Linked DNA regions of Homo sapiens: region 2 is linked to region 1. Evidence: read pairs that join two places in POLR2A ChIA-PET (ENCODE). Cell type or tissue: GM12878. All regions are shown on one strand. Links, peaks and the distances in the headings refer to the core of each region. The heading gives the core; the rest is flanking DNA.

Evidence for each region. ChIA-PET counts read pairs that join two places held together with the same protein. Peaks named below come from ENCODE experiments on the same cell type or tissue, not always from the same donor. Only the 100,000 strongest peaks of a DNase experiment are listed, where the experiment ranks them.
Region 2: POLR2A ChIA-PET joins it to region 1 with 5 read pairs; 4 of 35 experiments call an interaction of 5 or more read pairs at or near these places.

The regions. Positions count from the first base shown.
Region 1 is chrX:130,083,167-130,092,487 of GRCh38, forward strand. All of the region lies in intron 1 of ELF4 (E74 like ETS transcription factor 4), which reads right to left. Among named protein-coding and RNA genes, the nearest start is that of ELF4, 23 kb to the right of the region's middle. RefSeq lists enhancers at 1,658-1,917, 3,492-3,661 and a silencer at 8,519-8,568. In GM12878, for the core only: no CTCF peak of the experiment used is centred there; DNase peaks (open chromatin) are centred at 1,061, 1,595 and 3,859; H3K4me3 peaks cover 4,212 bases; H3K27ac peaks cover 4,203 bases.
Region 2 is chrX:129,911,570-129,920,890 of GRCh38, forward strand. UTP14A (UTP14A small subunit processome component) reads left to right here. Exons shown (of 15, transcript NM_006649.4): 6 at 197-352; 7 at 7,606-7,725; 8 at 7,826-7,920; 9 at 8,888-9,011; 10 at 9,106-9,183. All of the region lies in intron 2 of LOC105373335 (a long non-coding RNA gene), which reads right to left. Among named protein-coding and RNA genes, the nearest start is that of UTP14A, 10 kb to the left of the region's middle. In GM12878, for the core only: no CTCF peak of the experiment used is centred there; no DNase peak of the experiment used is centred there.

The DNA of each region.
Region 1 (9,321 bases), core at 427-8,426:
TCTCAGGTCTGAATTTCCCTTTGGACGAGTGAGAGGCTGAGTACTGGGAGGAGGCGCCTGGGAAACTGCAGCCCTTGCCCCAGGTTCACTCCTCCCACCACCACCCCACCCCCACCAGACCCTGCCTGCGACCCATTCTCCACTGGTCTGTGAAGCCTCCCAAGGCCATTTATGCTTGGAAGGTCTGTCCCCCCTGCCCCCCCAGCCTAAGCGCCCCAAGGCTTGCATTCCACAGCAGCTCCCGCCCTCCCACAGGCCTTCTGCCTGCCCCCAGGAAACATTCTCATACTAATCAAATTAAAGGTGATCACTTTCACCTAATCCCACTTTGTCTAAACATGAAACTCCTGTGTGTGTCCCTTCCCCCAAGGTCACTCGCTGTAGCCCTTCCCTTCGGGCTTGCTCATCTCTTCTTTCCAGATCAGGATTTCATGTTTGCGAGTTCACTGCTGGTGCTGTCTGCCTGGGCTACTTTTATGTACCTTCCTTACCTCCCCCATAAGACAGGGGCTTCCTTGAGGGCAGCAACAACTGTGTTGGACATTGATGAAACCTTAGCACCTTGCATCATGTATGGCATGTAACAGACACTCAATTTGTGTTTGTGGAATGAATGAAGGGATGAATGGGTGGATGGGTGGGTGGGTGGATGGCTGGATGGATGGCTGGATGGATGGATGGATGGATGGATGGATGGATGGATGGATAGATTGGTGGTATGGGTCAGTCAGCATCTGTGAGGTGTGTTTTCTGGGCAACGTTTATCTGTATACGGTGGATGCGGGTAGGTGTCACGTACTCTGCCTTACACGAGAATGAGCAAAATGTGCATACCTTCTGGGGTGACCTCTGTATGTTTTTGCATTGTCATTTACCCAGGTGCGCTATTTGCGTTGGTTGTGGGTGTGCAAGCGCACTGTAGGTATATGTGTGTGCAGGGTGTGTGCATGTGTCCCAAGCGTGGAGACGTGTGCACGAGAGCCTCTGTGTGTCAAAGGGCTGCCCTGGTCTGGCCAGCAAAGCCGCAAGCTCAGTTGTCAGTTCCTCCTCCGGGCCAGCCTCAGCTGCCTTCGTGAGAATGACAAACCTGAGCTAATGCTGGCTGGAAGTGGCTGTGCTGAAGATGGGGGTGGGGTTCTCAGGAAGAGAATGCCAGGCCCAGCTAGATATGTGGCCCATGGGTCCCGGGGATGAGACCCCCAAAGTCCATGTGCCAGGGAGCTGGTGGGGGAGGGAGGCAGCCAGGGCCCTGCACTGCATTGAATGGAATCCTTGGTCACCAATGCAGAGAGGTTTGAAATCAAAGAGAGACGATTCCCAGGGCATTCTTTTCTGTGTCCACATATTGAGGTAGCAAAATCCAGGACTTGGTGGGTGCAGGCTTTGCTGCCTCGGGATTGTGAGGTATTGTGAAGCTATACCCAGCACCCGAGGCTCATCCTGGTGATCGTCTACCCTGAGCCTGAAGCTAAGGTCTTGAAGGGGTGGAGGGGGAGGAAGTAGCTGTCCTACTCTTTTGGCCAAGGCTGAGAAACCATCCGCCCTAACCGTCCAGTCCAGAAAGTTTCCCCCTCCCCCTTGAGATGTTTGAGGATTTGAAAGTGAGAGGTGGAGAGAGGCTCATTTGCATGTTCACTCACTCTCCCCAGCAGAGGAGTGAACCCCCCCTTCAGTCCTTCAAAATAACCTCCTTCTCCCAGGAACCCGAAACCAAAGATGCCACCATCATAGGAGGTGCGCCCTGTGGGCCAGGGAGGCCCCCACCAGGGGCTCCCTTCTCCAGTGGGCCCTTTGGCTGGGACGCAGCTTCAGTAGCCTAGAGCCCTGGATGCTGCCTCCCCAGCAAGTAGACAAATCAGGGAGCACACACGGACACTTGGCTCGGGGAATTGAGGAGCCTGTGAACCCTTAGTAACTGGTGGTGAATTCCCCTACCCTGCCCCATGCTTGCACAGCTCACAGCTTGCTCCAGTCACAGTCCCCTCGCAGGGTGGCAAGAGCTCCACTCCCTTCACACCCTTTGAGGCCCTACAGGGTCTCTGACTCCCAGCGCCTGTCTTACTTGGGCCAAAAGCAAAGCCTTTGCGAGAAAGTATGTGCCCCTGGGTGCCCTCTGAGTGTATGGACCTTAAGAGGGAGTGTGCAGGCAAAGGCGCCGACCTCCTGGCCTGCAAATACACACCTCTGTGGCTCTGACTGCATTTCAAAACCGAAGCAAAATAGAAGTGGTTTGGGCTGCTCCTGTGTCACAACTCGGCCCCCTTTAGATGCACAGACCCTTCCTGGGGCTGTCACTGAAACATACCAAGCAGTGTCCAGCAACCACTCATCTGGGCCTCCCTTACAGGAAATAGCCCCAATGTGAAAGCCACGTCCACAGTCTCCGTGGAGTGAGTTTAAATCTACACCCTTTCAGCTGAGCCAATGGCTCTCACAGAATTGCTGGTAACACCCGTGGCATTTTCGCACATGCCAGGAAACATGGAGGCCAGATGGTCAGCTGGGCCACAAAGCACAATTCTCCTTCTCCGGTTCCTTGTCCCCTTGGAGCCAGCTCTCACTCCTGAAATACCTCATCCTCCATGAAACCTTTCTGGAATTCTCTGGAAAGGAAGTGACAATTTCCTTCATGCCATTTCCCACTCCCTCAACACCCCTCCCCCACAACCACAAGCAAAATGGAAACTACCCCAGGAACAGCTGTACCCTCGACTGAAAAACAGCCCGTCCTCAGGCGAATAGTCATCAAGCAGGGAACTGCCTGCTGTACCATGTGACCAGTGGCGTGGATTTAAGAGACAGAAGGCCAGAGTCAGGACTATATCCAGTCTGTAGTCCTGAACAGAGCAGAATTCACCCATCCACAGGACTTGAACCCCAAACCTCAGTCCAGTTATGGCTGGACTCCAATGAGTGAGCTAACCCTCCTACTTAAGCAAATGCCCAGTGAAGGGGCCCTAGTCACCGCTATTTTGTCAGCTCTTTCTCCTATTCCTTTCTTTCTACCAGCCACTCCATTTGAGATGAAACCAGGAAGAGGGAGGGAAAAAAGAAAGGTTTTGCAAGCTCTGTTGGTTGGGGTTTCTCTGTGCTTATTTACAAGAAACCCAGTTTCCTTCCTTGCTCCTCTGTCACCACCTGATTCCAGCATAGGGTTTCTCCCAACTCTGATGGTGAGGTGGGCCCAGGGTTCTTCCCCAGTTACAGCCCCCGCTCTCACACCCTGCTCAGCTCGCCTCTTCCCCTACCTTCTTTGCAGGCCTTGATCTGTCCCAGAGGAGGAGTGATTAGATGGCAGGTCCCAGGCAAAGAGATGCTTTTTCCTCTTTCTCCAGGGGACCCACAGCCCACCCACAGTGTAGACTGCCTAGGGCCGGGGAGGAGGAGGGAGGCGTTCTGGCTGCATCCTAGCAAGATGTGTGACCATGGAAAAGTCGGCCATCTTTCTGGGCTGTGGTTTCTGTCATCCTTCGAGCAGGTGAGGGTTGTGAGTAATCCAGGCTTAGCAGGTGCTCACCAGGGAGTCTCGGGTGAATAAAGATGGCAGTGGAAAAGCACTTTGAAAATTAAAAAGCGTTCATCCAGATGATGAGTTTCAGGTGACCTCCCAGAGAGCAACAGGGGCTGTGGGCCCCATTAAGCTCCAGACGGTGGACCCCACTGGCTCCAGAATACACAGGGTGGGGCTGGAGGGTTCCAGTTGTTGGGTGGCAAGGGGCTGACTCCTTGCCTGGGCTGGGGACCTGGCAGGGAGGGAGGAGCAGGCTGCTGCGGCTGGTGCAGCGCACTGGATCCCCTGTCCTCACCCCGCCCCAGCACTTTGGGTTGTGGTTATGTGGCAAGAAAGAGCACTACACTACAGAAGCCCCATAGGGGAGGAAGAGGAGGGGGAGGGTTAGTGACAAAGAGAACCTATTTCCCCAGCTGCTCTGAGAAGGCCAAAAGAGCACCCCCTGGAAGTGCCTGCGGCCACCACATCACCATCTCTAGTGCTTCATGCACGAAGCACAGGACAGTGGCACTAAGCCAATGACGGGAGAACCCACTGCAGGAAAAGGGAGAAACCCAAGTGTGGGGCAGCCACTAAACCCCAGTATAACGGTCTGCCAGCTCCAGCCTAGGAGAGCCCCCAGAAGCCCCTGCAGATCCTAAGATCATCGGCTTTCCAGCTAGAAGCCCCAGCTCTGCCTTGGGGTTGAGGCAGGTCACTTTCCTCTTTTGTAAAACAGGGATCTCCTATTTAGCTCAAGGGGTTGTTGCAAAAGGCCAATGAGCTAATGTAGGCAAAAGCTCTCTGTTAGCCCGAAACGTGTTTTTCTTTTTTTATTTTTTGAGACGGAGTCTCACTCTGTCACCCGGGCTGGAGTGCAGTGGCGCGATCTCGGCTCACTGCAACCTCCGCCTCCAGGGTGTGCCTCAGCCTCCTGAGTAGCTGGGATTATAGGTGTGTGCCACCACGCCCGGCTATTTTTTTTATTTTTAATAGAGATGGGGTTTCACCATGTTAGCCAGGCTGGTCTTGAAATCCTGACCTCAAGTGATCCACCCGCCTCAGCCTCCCGAAGTGCTGGGATTACAGGCGTGAGCCACCGCGCCTGGCCAGTGTGTTTTCCAATTCCCTGGTCTGATTCGTTACTCTGGGGCTGTGGTAGTTCATTAAACATTTAGCATGTCTTTACCTAGATATAGAGGAAGAAAGGGAAATGGAGGTGGCGGGATGAAATGAAGGCTGAGGGGACAAAAGCAACAAATATAAAATGTATGGTAGAGAGAAGAAACCAGTTTGATTAGAGGGAGAGAGGAACATTGCTTGGGAAGCTGGATAAGTGGATCCCTGGAACTGTGGAATGAGAACTTAATATGGAAAGCGACTGTGAGTTACTGTAGATTCTTGAGCAAGGGAGGGGCATAACAAGCAGCCCTTTAGGAAGGGCAGTTTGGTCTGGGTATAAGAGTGGGTCTGAGGCAGGAGAATCACTTGAACTCAGGAGGCGGAGGTTGCAGTGAGCTGAGATCGCGCCACTGCACTCCAGCCTGGGCGACAAGAGTGAACACTCCATCTCAAAAAAATAAATAAATAAATAAAATAAGAGTGGGTCTGTGAGTGGAGGAGATGGAGGGAGACCAGGTAGGGTAGCTGGAACCAGGAGGTGAATCCCAGAGCCACCCCAAAGTAAAGAAATTGATGGACTATGGGGAGATACAGTAGCTGTAGAGACCCCAAGATGTGCAGGGTGTTCTCGCTAAGAATGTTAAAAGATATTGCCGGGTGCGGTGGCTCATGCCTATAATCCCAGCACTTTGGGAGGCCAAGGAGGGTGGATCACCTGAGGTCAAGAGTTTGAGATCAGCCTGGCCAACACAGCAAAAGCCCGTCTCTACTATAAATACAAAAATTAGCCGGAGTGTGGCGGCGTGCACCTGTAATCCCAGCTATTCGGGAGACTGAGGCAAGAGAATCGCTTGAACCTGGGAGGGGGAGGTTGCAGTAAGCTGAGATCGCGCCACTGCACTCCAGCCTGGGTGACAGAGCGAGACTCCATCTCAAAAAAACAAACACTGACTAGAGACTAATTAAATTCATTAGTGGGTTTTTTAGAAGCTGGGATAATCTATGTTGGTACCCACAGGATATTAAGTCAGATAACTTTTATTGAAGGGACAGTGTTCTTTGTCAAGGTCCCTGCCAGCCCAGTGTGTGTCCTAGAAACTAACGTGAAGCCTCCTTGCTCAGATCTGGAACTTTCCTGGGCAGCAGGGGCCATGGTGTGGTTGCTGCCTGCTTGGCACTGGCTGCCCCTCCCAAATGCGCCCTTCTGCCACTGGCCAATCCCCAGGCCAGCAAAAGCAAAGGACAGTACTTCAGGCACAAGAGCAGTACTCCAGCATCCCTTTCACAGAAGGGAGGGGTGCCAGAAAGGATGAGGTGGGAAGACAGCCTACCAGGGCCTGGCCAGACAGGGAGGGCAGCCTCGGCTCCAGAAGTCATCGAGAGCTCCTGGGGTTCCTCCTTCTCTCTCACCGGCACGATTAAAACCTCTCCTCAAGTTAGAAGGCCAGGTGCGGTGGTACACACCTGTAATCCCAGCACTTTGGGAGGCCGAGGCAGGTGGATTGCTTGAGCTCAGGAGTTCGAGACCAGCCTGGGCAACATGGCAAAACCCTGTCTCTACTAAAAAAAAAAATACAAAAATTAGCCAGACGTGGTGGCACACGCCTGTAGTCCCAGCTACTCAGGAGGCTGAGGTGGGAGGATCGCTTGAGCCTGGGAGGTGGGGGCCCCAGTGAGCTGAGATCGCACCACTGCACTTCAGCCAGGGCAACAAGAGTGAGACCTCAGCTCAAAAAAAAAAAAAAAAAAAAAAAAAAAACACCTCTCCTTGAGTCAGAGTCCCAGGATATCAAAGTTATAAGAGACCTGAAAGATCATTGCATCCATCCCTCTTATCATCCAACTTCTGCTACCATAGGAGAGGAAGTGACTTGCTCAAGGTGACACAGCTAGTTGCACTGTGACTCCCAAGTGACTCTTCTTCCTTGCCTCCTTCCTTGCTCATTGTCTCCTGGCATCCTCAAAAAAGCAACCCTTTCCTCTGGCAAGAACACACAGCAGTCAAAGATTCAGGGCTGGCCAATAACAATGAAGCCACGGCTGGGCGTGGTGGCTCATGCTTGTTATCCCAGCACTCTGGGAGGCCAAGGCGGGCAGGTCACTTGAGGTCAGGAGTTCGAGATCAGCCTGGCCAACATGGTGAAACTCTGTCTCTACTAAAAAATACAAAAAAATTGTCTGGACGTGGTGACTCATGCCTGTAATCCCAGCACTTTGGGAGGCCGAGGCAAGCAGATCACCTGAGGTCAGGAGTTCAAGACCAGCCTGGCCAACATGGTGAAACCCCATCTCTACTAAAAATACAAAAATTAGGGCCAGGCGTGGTGGCTCACGTCTGTAATCCTAGCACTTTGGGAGGCCGAGGCAGGCGGATGATGAGGTCAGGAGTTCAAGACCAGCCTGGCCAATATGGTGAAGCCTTGTCTATAATAAAAAATACAAAAATTAGCCAGGTGTGGTGGCGCCCTCCTGTAGTCCCAGCTACTCAGGAGGCTGAAGCAGGAGAATTGCTTGAACCCGGGAGATGGAGGTTGCAGTGAGCCAAGATCACGCCACTGCACTCCAGCCTGGGCGACAGAGCAAGACTCTGTCTCAAAAAAAAAAAAGAAGAAGAAGAAGAAGAAGCCACACACATGCAGGGCACATTGAACCTTCACAGTGCCTTCCCCACCTCCACAGTGCCTTCCCCACCTCCACCTCCGTGCCTGTGTTCACACTGTCCCCCAGGCCTGACAGGCCCTTCTTCAACTTCTGCAAGCCCAATGCCCACAAGTCCTTCAAGATCTGAAGCAAATGTCACCTTCTTTTCAAAGCCTTCCCTGCTTCCTCCCCACCTGGCACACTCTCTCCTCCTCCTCATGACACCTTAGCTTTACTTCTTAGACCAAAGCAGGGGTTCATAAACTATGGCTCATGTGCCAAACCCAGCCCTGCGGTCCATTTTTAGACGGCCCATGAGCTAAGAATGGGTTTTACATTTTTTAATGATTGGGAAAAATCAAAAGAAAAATATTTCCTGACATATAGTGATTTTTTAATATATGTATTTTTTGAGACTGGGTTTTGATCTGTCACCCAGGTTGGAGTGCAGTGGCACAATCATGGCTCACTGTAACCTCTGTCTCCTAGGCTCAAGTAATCCTCCCGCCTCAGCCTCCCAAGTAGCTGGAACTACACGTGCACGCCACCGTGCCCGGCTAACTTTTTGTATTTTTTGTTGAGACAGGGTTTTGCCATGTTGTCCAGGTTGGTCTCAAATAAACTGGCTCAACCAATTCTTTGTAGGAAAGGTTTGCTGAATGCTGGACTAAAGGCTTCAGTGTGAATAAATTCACCAAGTTCATTTCTTTTTTAAAATTTATTTTAGGCCAGACACAGTGGCTCACTCCTATAATCCCTGTACTTTGGGAGGCCGAGGCGGGTGGATTACCTAAGGTCAGGAGTTTGAGACCAGCCTGGCCAACATGATGAAACCCCGTCTCTACTAAAAATACAAAAAATTAGTTGGGCATGGTTGTGGGCGCCTGTAATCCCAGCTACTCAGGAGGCTGAGGCAGGAGAATCGCTTGAACCCGGGAGGCAGAGGTGCAGTGAGCCGACATCGTGCCACTGCACTCCAGCCTGGGCAACAAGAGTGAAACTCCATCTCAAAAAAATATATATTTTTTCAAATTTGTATTTATTTATTTTTCAGAGATGGGGTCTTGCTATATTGCCCAGGCTGGTCTCCAAGTCCTGGCCTCAAGCCATCCTCACACCTCCACCTCCCAAAGTGCTGGGATTACAGGCGTGAGCCACCACACCCACCCCATCATGTTGATTTCTGAGAAGAATGTCACAGAGCACTTGGGGATGGAGGTGCCTGCAGGGAGGTGTGGGATGCCAAATACAACTCAGCAGATTCTCATCAGAAAGAAGGTCCTGGGCTGGGGTTAGGAGACGTGAGTTCTGCCCATGATGTGACCTCGAGCAGGTCACTTCTGCTTTGTGTGCCTCGGTTACCTCATCTGCACAATGAGGGGGTTGGACTGGGTGACCTAAGGGCCTGTCTAGCCCTATGACTTAGACAGGCAGTGATCAACTGCATTACCATCTCCCACAGTTCTTAGCAGGCATGGTCCTGATCATTTACCCTCAGAACAAAAGCTTACAGAAGGGTCCTCTGCCCAGCTGTGGTTTTCCGCTGCCCCCATGGGCCTCCCTCACTCCACACTCACCTGCCCTGCCCCACCCTTCCCGTCTGCTGACCTTTCTGCCCTCCTCTCGGAATTCCTCTCCTTGCAAAATGAAGATGGCCTCCTCTGAAAGAGCCCTCCCCTCCCTCCAGTCCGGTGGGCTAAAAGCCTCCACTTTTTTGGGAGGGAGACAGGGAAAGGACTCTCACCTCTCCCCAGCCTCCCAGGGCCCACAGCAGACAGGCAGTGGAGTAGGAGATAGGGCCAGCTCTCACCGCACCCCTGCTCTGCCAGCGGAAACAGCCCTTCTCTGCCACTTCCTGTCCCAGGGGTTTCAGCAGTTTCCCCTTCGGGGCCTGCTGGCCCTCCCAGCCCCGCCCCTGCCTCACACAGGTCAGGGAGTGCAGAGAGGGAAGGGCCCTGCGTGGTGAGTGGGGAGGATCCCTCACAGGAAGGCTGAGGAGACAGCTGTCTACACAAGGGGACGCCCCAGTGGCAGGTCTACCAGACTGCTTTGGGCTAGGAGCAGGTACA
Region 2 (9,321 bases), core at 521-8,520, 170 kb before region 1:
AAATAATAATAATAATCTAGGAGAAATTGCAGTCCTGAGAAGCAAGAGGACTAGCATCCTGATTCTTTCATCCTGATTCTAGCATCCTGATTCTTTCTTGGGCTAAGAAATGTTGCTTCCTAATTTCTTGTTAGTCCTTTGGGTTTGATGCTTTAATCTTGTGGCTCTTTCCGTTTACATGCCTTGCCTGCTTCAGATCCACAGAGAAGTAGCATTCAATAAAACCGCACAAGTCCTCTCCAAATGGGACCCTGTCGTCCTGAAGAACCGGCAGGCAGAGCAGCTGGTTTTTCCCCTGGAGAAAGAGGAGCCAGCCATTGCTCCCATTGAACATGTGCTCAGTGGCTGGAAGGTGAGTACAACAAAATGAAACTGAAAGGTGAGATTTTATAAGTTGGAGATTTCAGAGCCTGCAATTGATTTGATTGGACATGTTAAGCTAAACCCCAGCATAAGTCATTTTAGCTTAGTGCTCAGAAAGAAGGGGTTGCCCATCGTCATTGTCAGTCATGTGATAGCCAGTCACAATAGCTCTGTGATCACTTTTTTTTTTTTTTTCTTGAGACAGGGTCTTGCTCTGTCGCCCAGGCTGGAGTGCAGTGGCACGATCTCAGCTCACTGCAACCTCTGCCTCCTGGGTTCAAGCAATTCTCCTGCCTCAGCCTCCCAAGTAGCTGGGATTACTGGCGTGCACCAACACGCCCAGCTAATTTTTTTTTTTTTGGATTTTTAGTAGAGATGGGGTTTCACCATGTTGGCCAGGCTGATCTCAAACTCCTGACCTCAAATGATCCGCCCACCTCAGTCTCCCAAAAGTTTTGTGATTACGGGCATGAGCCAATGCGCCCGGTCTCTGTGTCACTTTTCATCTGCTTGTAGTATACAGTACTTGCTATTTCCATGTTTTTGTGTTAAACCATGTGATTGCCCGTATAGCAGGAACATAATAATGTTTTCTTTCTTTTACCCCAGTTTTTAAAAAGCATTTAAAGCCACATTCTGATCCTAGGGAAATCAGGAACTCGATAACATTAATGATGCCTTAGTGAGGATATGTGAACAACAGAAGCCAAACTTTGCTTGTACAGGAATACCGCATTAAAATATAATGTGTTGCTGGCAATGACTAGAACTTCAGCAGGTAACTTACTATGACTCTGAGCTGCAGGGCAGGGGTTGATGTTTTAGAGCTGGGTTTCCCAAACACTGACCCCTAACAAAGTTTGTGTCTGAAGCAAAAGGATAATTCTAAGTATGTTTGTTTGGTGGGTGTAATGTTGCCAGTTCTTTTTTATTATGAGGTTATTCTATTTTAATGGTGTTGAAATATCTTTTCTTCTATGAAATGATGGTGGTAGTAAATGATGGGATTGGGGGTGAAATGGTAGTTATGCTCTTGGCAAAATTAGAAGTTGGAAATCCTATGTTGGTCCCTGAAGTCCGGTTTTTAGTCCGAATAACTGCTTTAGAACAGCTAGCCTACTTTTCCAATACACCATTGGTATGGAGTCTATAATGGGCTGATTAGTCTTAAATAGATGCCCTCTTTGTGCTTCTCCTCTTTACTTTCCAAAAACCCAAGAATGGTAGTTTCTTAGGCGTTGGGAAGTTGAGCTAATTAAAGCTAATCAAAGTAAACATTGCTTGCCACAATAGCTAGAAATTGAGCGAGTAGTTGCTTATTATGGGGATAAGCTGTTTCTGATGTTTTTGCTGAAGTCACTACCATTCTCTTTCTAGGAGGCTTCCTTTTCTACATGAAAAAGAGATCAGGTTTAAAGTGTGGCTGCAGGATGAAGGGAGACTTTAGAAAAAAAAAATCAGAGGTAATACAATTTGTAGGATTCAAAAATAAAAAAGCATAGAAGATATGTAGTGAAAAGTTTGATTCCACCCGTGCCCCATCTGATCATTTTTACCCCCATACTCACCCAGAAGTAACCACTTGCATAAGTTTGCTGTTGTTGTTGTCTTAGAGTTTTATTTCTATATTCATGTTTACCTCCTTTTTAAATAAAAAGAAGGGTAGCATGCTACTACACACTGTCCTCCACCTTGCTTTTTCCAAATGACAGTGTAATCTTGGAGATAGCAGGAAAATGCCAAGTTTGTTATTAAAAACGAGATGGGGCCGGGTGTGGTGGCTCACGCCTGTAATCCCAGCACTTTGGGAGGCCGAGGCAGGTGGATCACCTGAGGTCAGGAGTTTGAGACCATCCTGGCCAACATGGCGAAACCCCATCTCTACTAAAAATACAAAAATTAGCGGGGCATGGTGGTGTGTGCCTGTAATCCCAGCTACTAGGGGGGCTGAGGCAGGAGGATCACTTGAACCTGGGAGGCGGAGGTTGCAGTGAGCCGAGATTGTGCCACTGCACTCCAGCCTGTGCAATAGAATGAGACTCTGTCTCAAAATATATATATAAATAAATAAAAAATAAAAACTAGATGGTAGTGGAGGAGGTTACACTAAGAATAGAACAACCTCTTCAAGATAGAGTGAGGCTCAGATGTCATACATTGAATATACCATGCCGTTCATTCATTCTAAGACTGACTTTTGAGAAATTATGCTAGTAGGGCACAGAGAAATAAGGAAGTGCTTAGTTCAGAGGGTGCTTTGTGGCTAGCAACTCCTAGGTCTCTCCTTACAACTTAGATTGCAAAGTACCAACAACTAGTATATGCTGTATTAGGATTTCTAGAAACTGAATATCAAGTCTCAGACCAGGCACGGTGGCTCACGCCTATAATCCAAGCACTTTGGGAGGCTGAGGCAGGTGGATCACCTGAGGTCAGGAGTTCAAGACCAGCCTGGCCAACATGGTGAAACCTCGTCTTTACTAAAAATATGTAAATTAGCCGGGCATGGTAGCACATGCCTGTAGTCTCAGCTGCTGAGGAGGCTGAGGCAGGGGAATTTCTTGAATCCAGGAGGCAGAAGGTACAGTGAGCCGAGATCACGCCACTGCACTCCAGCCTGAGGAAAAAAAAAAACCCTCTACTCTTTCCCCGCCCTCCCCCAAAAAAAAGAAAAGAAAATCGAAAGTCTGTACTATAGTTTTGGTCCAGCTCCCTAAAATTTTGTTTAGCTGCAAATAATTAAGTGGGATAATGCATGAGAAGGCATTTGTAAACTGCAAAGTGCTAGAAATGCTGTGAGGTAACTTCTTTCACCCCTCTCCTCACTATTCTCTGTCTACAGTGGTATTTCCCAAGGCATTCTCCTTGAAACCTTAGTCTCTCATTATGCCTTCACAAGAGGAGGAGAGGAGGCATTGCTAGAAAATGCTGCATGCCCCTACTGGAGATCGGAGAGTCACAACATGCTTTAGCATTTTAAAGTCTATGAAACAGGCCAGACGGATGTGGTGGCTCACGCCTGTAATCCCAGCACTTTGGAAGGCTAAGGCGGGTGGATCACCTGAGGTTAGGAGTTTGAGACCAGCCTGACCAACGTGGCAAAACATCGTCTCTACTAAAAAATATTAAAAAATTAGCTGGACGTGGTGGCTTATGCCTGTAATCCCAGCTACTCAAGAGGCTGAGGCACCAGAATCGCTTGAACCCAGGAGGCGGAGGTTGCAGTAAGCCAAGGTTGGGCCACTGTACTCCAACCTGGGCAACAGAGTGAGACTCTGTCTCAAAAATAAAAAATAAAAATAAAGGCTATGGGCCGGGCGTGGTGGCTCACGCCTGTAATCCCAGCACTTTGGGAGGCTGAGGTGGGTGGATCACAAGGTCAGGAGATCGAGACCATCCTGGCTAACACGGTGAAACCCCGTCTCTACTAAAAATATAAAAAATTAGCTGGGCACGGTGGCGGGCGCCTATAGTCCCAGCTACTTGGGAGGCTGAGGCAGGAGAATGGCATGAACCTGGGAGGCGGAGCTTGCAGTGAACCAAGATCGTGCCACTGCACTCCAGCCTGGGCGACAGAGCGAGACTCTGTCTCAAAAAAAAAAAAAAAAAAAGGCTATGAAACAATGGTGAAGACACCTGTTGGATCTAATTTAACTTAGGGTGTACAAACTGATTTTATTAAAATTTCAAAAAAATTGAATTTTAAGCTTTTAACAGGGGAGGCAAATCTTGTTATCTGATGAGAAATGTGTTTGGGGAAGAGCTGGTCTGTCTCCACTGCTGCCTCCTCTCTCTCACCTTCTTCCCCTACTGCCCTACTGAAACTTCTCTCAAAAGGCATTAGTGAGGGGCCTCCGAATTGCCAAATCCCAAGCCCTCTTAGTCTTTAGCATATTTGACACCATTGGCACATTTCATTCTAAAAATCTCTCCCCTCTAGCTTCTGTGATATACTCTGGGTATTTTCTCTCTCTGGCTTTCCTTAGTCCTTTTTATTCTTGCTCTGTAAATTCCATGACTTTTTTTTTTTTTTTTTTTTGAGACGGAGTCTTGCTCTGTCGCCCAGGCTGGAGTGCAGTGGTGCAATCTCGGCTCACTGCAAGCTCCACCTCCCGGGTTCACGCCATTCTCCTGCCTCAGCCTCCCAAGTAGCTGGGACTACAGGTGCCCGCCACCACGCCCAGCTAATTTTTTGTATTTTTTAGTAGAGACGGGGTTTCACCGTGTTAGCCAGGATGGTCTCGATCTCCTGACCTCGTGATCCGCCCACCTCGGCCTCCCAGAATGCTGGGATTACAGGAGTGAAAATTTCATAACTTTCGACTATCACTCTCAACCCCTTCTTTGAAGCTCCAGTCTCATATTCCATGTGACTAGCAGGGATCACCTGGGTCCCCCATATGCACCTTAAACTTAGTCCAGTCCAAAGTAAGCTTCGCATTTCCTTTCCCCAGACTTCCAAAACCTATACCACCCCCTTCATTCTGCAACTCAGTTAACAGCATAACTCCCTACCCCAGTCACTTAGGTTGGAAACCTCAGTCATTTGATTCCTTCTTGACCCCTTCACTGTCTCCCTCTCCGCCAGCTTATACAGGGGGCTAGACCTGCAAATTCTGTCTCTGTAATAGCCCTTATGCTCCTATTTTCTCTTCATTTTCATTTTCACTGCCCTAATCGAGGCCCTCATTGAACCTTTCCTTTGGAACTTTACATATATCCTCTACACAATCAGCAGGATTTTCTTGCTGAAACACAGTTGATCATTGCTCTCCTGCTTAAAATCCTTCAAAGGCTGTTCACTTACAGAATAAAATAAAATTACGTAGCATTTTAGCTATGCTGGACAACACGTTGTTCTATTACATACCACTCCTTTCCCTGTGTCTGTGTTTTTTGCTTATGCTCATCTGTTTGGATTTTTTTTCCTCCTGACAGAATTGTACTTAGGCCTCAAAGCCTAATTCAAAAGGTCACTTCCTTCCCTAAGCCTAACCTACCTCCCAATAATATTTAATGGTAATTTCCTCTGTGATTACCCCTATAGAATAACGTAGCAGTTATGTTATTTAAGGGTAACATAAAGGGTATTTAACCCATTATGTTATGCTGTTTGTGTTGTATATGTCTCTGCTCTCAAAGGCTGTGAGCTCTATGAGGACAGGAACTATCTTAATCAATTGTGTATTCCTAGCACCCCATACAAGTGCCTGGAATATAGCTACAATCAATAAATGTTTGTAAATTGAATTGAATTGAAGGGACATTACAACATTGTAGTATAAATCACTTTGTAGCCTGAGATTGATCACTACTGCAAATACTAAAAGTGGAAGAACATATACCTTTACTATTCAGTAGAATAGTTTTATGGTTAAATCAATAGCATCGTGTAACATGTGATGATGTGCGTTTATGCATTTATCCAAATATTTGTAAGTTTAATACTGACCACGATGTATATGGCTATTGAAGAAAACCACACATAATATGTGTGTGAGGTTTGAAACTAGCTCTGTTGCCTAGGGCTGTCTTTGTGCCTTGCCAGAATGTGGACCGTGGCATGATCGGCCTGAATATTTAGCCATCCTCATGATAGCATGTGGAATAACTGGTTTACAGTTCATTCGTTTCATACATACTCTGCCTAGCATGTAAAATTAACTGGAAACTGAGGAATTGGAGCCAAAGTTAGAAAATGAGGAGAGTTCAACTTGAACCATCAGGAAACAGGCTGATTACATGAAGGTCTTTTTGTTTGTTTGTTTTTAACATAATAAATAGAGATGGGGTTTCACCATGTTGCCCAGGCTGGTCTCAAACTTGTGGGCTCAAGCAATCCTCCTGCCTCAGCCTCCCGAAGTGCTGGGATTACAGGCCTGAGCCACCATGCCCATCCTATATTTTTTTTCAGGCAATATCCTTTTGTGCTCAAGAAATTAAGACACACACCCCACCACAAACTACATTTGAAGACTCTGCCAAAAAAATGCCATGTTTTTTCTCATTTTCTTTCATCAGTAATTAATGATACCAAGAACACTTATATGCATGGTTTATAGCAGTTGGCTATGGTCAAAAAAAGTTGGGCTTCCCCTCTGAGACATTTGCAGATATATGTCCTAGGTATACCATCAGTGGCAAATAATGCTTATCTTAAGATCTAATCTCACAGGGCATGCTGGGCTCACGCCTGTAATCCCAGCACTTTGGGAGGCCAAGGCAGGAGGATGGCTTGAGGCCAGGAGTTTAAGACCAACCTGGGCAACATGGCAGGACCCTGTCTCTACAAAAAATAAAAAAAGTTAGCCAGGCATGGTGGCTTACACTTGTGGTCCCAGCTGCGCAGGAGGCTGAGGCAGAAGGATCACTTGAGCACTAGAGGTGGAGGTTGCAGTGAGCTGAGATTGGAGTGCCAGTGGACTCCAGCCTGGGTGACAGAGCAAGACTCTGTCTCAGAAAACAAAAAAAAAAAAAAAAAAAACTAACCGCCCCTTCCCTCTAGAAATATTCTAAAAGAAGGCTTATGATATGAATTTGAGATTCCTAACTATAAAGTAATAGTTATGTGCTTCAAATGATACATAACAATACAGGGACTCAAGGGCAATGTGCCTAGATTCTTAAGAGAATGGAAATCAGTTTAACATATATTGGTAATCTGGGCCGGCGCGGTGGCTCACGCCTGTAATCCCAGCACTTTGGGAGGCCGAGGCGGGCGGATCACGAGGTCAGGAGATCGAGACCATCCCGGCTAACACGGTGAAACCCTGTCTCTACTAAAAATACAAAAAATTAGCTGGGCGTGGTGGCAGGCATCTGTAGTCCCAGCTACTCGGGAGGCTGGGGCAGGAGAATGGCGTGAACTCAGGAGGCGGAGCTTGCAGTGAGCCGAGATCACGCCACTGCACTTCAGCCTGGGCGACAGAGCAAGACTCCATCTCAAAGAAAAAAGAAAAAAAAAAACATATATTGGTAACCTGAACACAGTGATCCCCCTCAGCAGTATTAGAGAGTAGCCTCAGCGTCTCCCTGCTGAAGTTGTCTTATATAAGAATCAAATAAGGCTTTATTTATACTTCTGACAACAAGACTGGAACCCCCTTCTCTTGCTGTAACAGCCAATCCTATCCACTTATGATTCCAATTATAGTGTCATAAGTTAGAGAATCATAGGAATGTAAAGAGAGAAAGCTGTAAGAGCATGGCTTAAGACTCAGAATGTTTTGTTGCTTCTTTAAGGCAAGAACTCCCCTGGAGCAGGAAATTTTCAACCTCCTCCATAAGAACAAGCAGCCAGTGACAGACCCTTTACTGACCCCTGTGGAAAAGGCCTCTCTCCGAGCCATGAGCCTAGAAGAGGTAAGTGTGTCATAGGCCCTTCAGCACACCCAGGCATGCCACGCTTCTCCTAGCATTTGTCCTCTGGCCCAGGTGTCACTGTAAGTCTCATTTGTTGTAGGCAAAGATGCGACGAGCAGAGCTTCAGAGGGCTCGGGCTCTGCAGTCCTACTATGAGGCCAAGGCTCGAAGAGAGAAGAAAATCAAAAGTAAAAAGTAAGGAGGCCCCTGTGAACTGGCCTTGGGTTCCACAGAAGAAAGTCATGTGGTTCATCATGAATTCTTTGGAGAGAACCTTTGATGCAGCAACTAGAGTCATGCAGATGAGGTCCCAAACAGGAGTGACTAGCCTTTTGTTCCCCCCAAACCAACCTCATACAGTTTTGCCAAAAAGATGACTATTCAGTTACTTTCTCTGCCTTCCAAGGCATCACAGAGTGGTTCTGCAGAATCAGCTCTGAATTCCAGAGCTGTTAAGGCCAATAGGGCTTCCTTCCTGCCTTTTTGCCTCTTTGAAACTTGTTCGGCCGGGTGTGGTGGCTATGCTTGTAATCCCAGCACTTTGGGAGGCCGAGGTGGATGGACCACTTGAGCTCAGGAGTTCAAGACCAGCCTGGGCAACATGGCAAAACTGGCTGGGCACGGTGGCTCACACCTGTAATCCCAGCACTTTGGGAGGCTCAGGCAGGTGGATCACTTGAGGTAAGGAATTCAAGACCAGCCTGGCCAACATGGCGAAACCCCATCTCTACTAAAAGTACAAAAATTAGCCAGGCATGGTAATGTGCACCTATAGTCCCAGCTACTTAGGAGGCTGAGGCGGGAGGATCGCTTGAGCCCAGCGGGTGGAGGCTGCAGTGAGCCAAGATCATGTCACTGCACTCCAGCCTGAGTGACAGAGTGAGACCCTGTCTAAAAAAAAAAATGAAACTTGTTCTACCCCTCCCTTGAGTTATAGAGGCAAAGGAGACTCTTTGAGCTGCAGAGGTCCACCCTGAGGACTGTGGGTACCAAGAATCTTGCCAGTCCTGTCAGGTCCCAAACTGACTCCCTATAGCCAACTAGCTCTATGATGCCCATTCCAGCCCCCTGCCTAGGGAACCCATTGGGTAGTATGGGCACTTGTGCCTATGACATCCGTGCTTCAGCTAAATTGCTAAACTCTTCCCTCCTACCCCTACAGGTATCACAAAGTCGTGAAGAAAGGAAAGGCCAAGAAAGCCCTAAAAGAGTTTGAGCAGCTGCGGAAGGTTAATCCAGCTGCAGCACTAGAAGAACTGGAAAAAATTGAAAAGGCCAGAATGATGGTGAGACTACCTCTTGCCCCACCCCCACCCCTTTGAACCAGCTTTCCTTGGAAGGCACTAAAGATGTAAATCTCACTCTGTCCTTTCTTTCTAGGAAAGAATGAGCCTTAAGCACCAAAACAGTGGGAAATGGGCCAAGTCAAAGGCAATTATGGCCAAATATGACCTGGAGGTAAGAGACCCTTGGGGTGAGAGAAGATCTGGAATTGGAGGATGCTAGCAGAAGCAGAGTTGGGGAAGAGCCATGAGGATGGATGGAAAACCAGGAATCTAAAAAGGCATCAGAAAAATCTCTAAGGCAGAAAGGAAA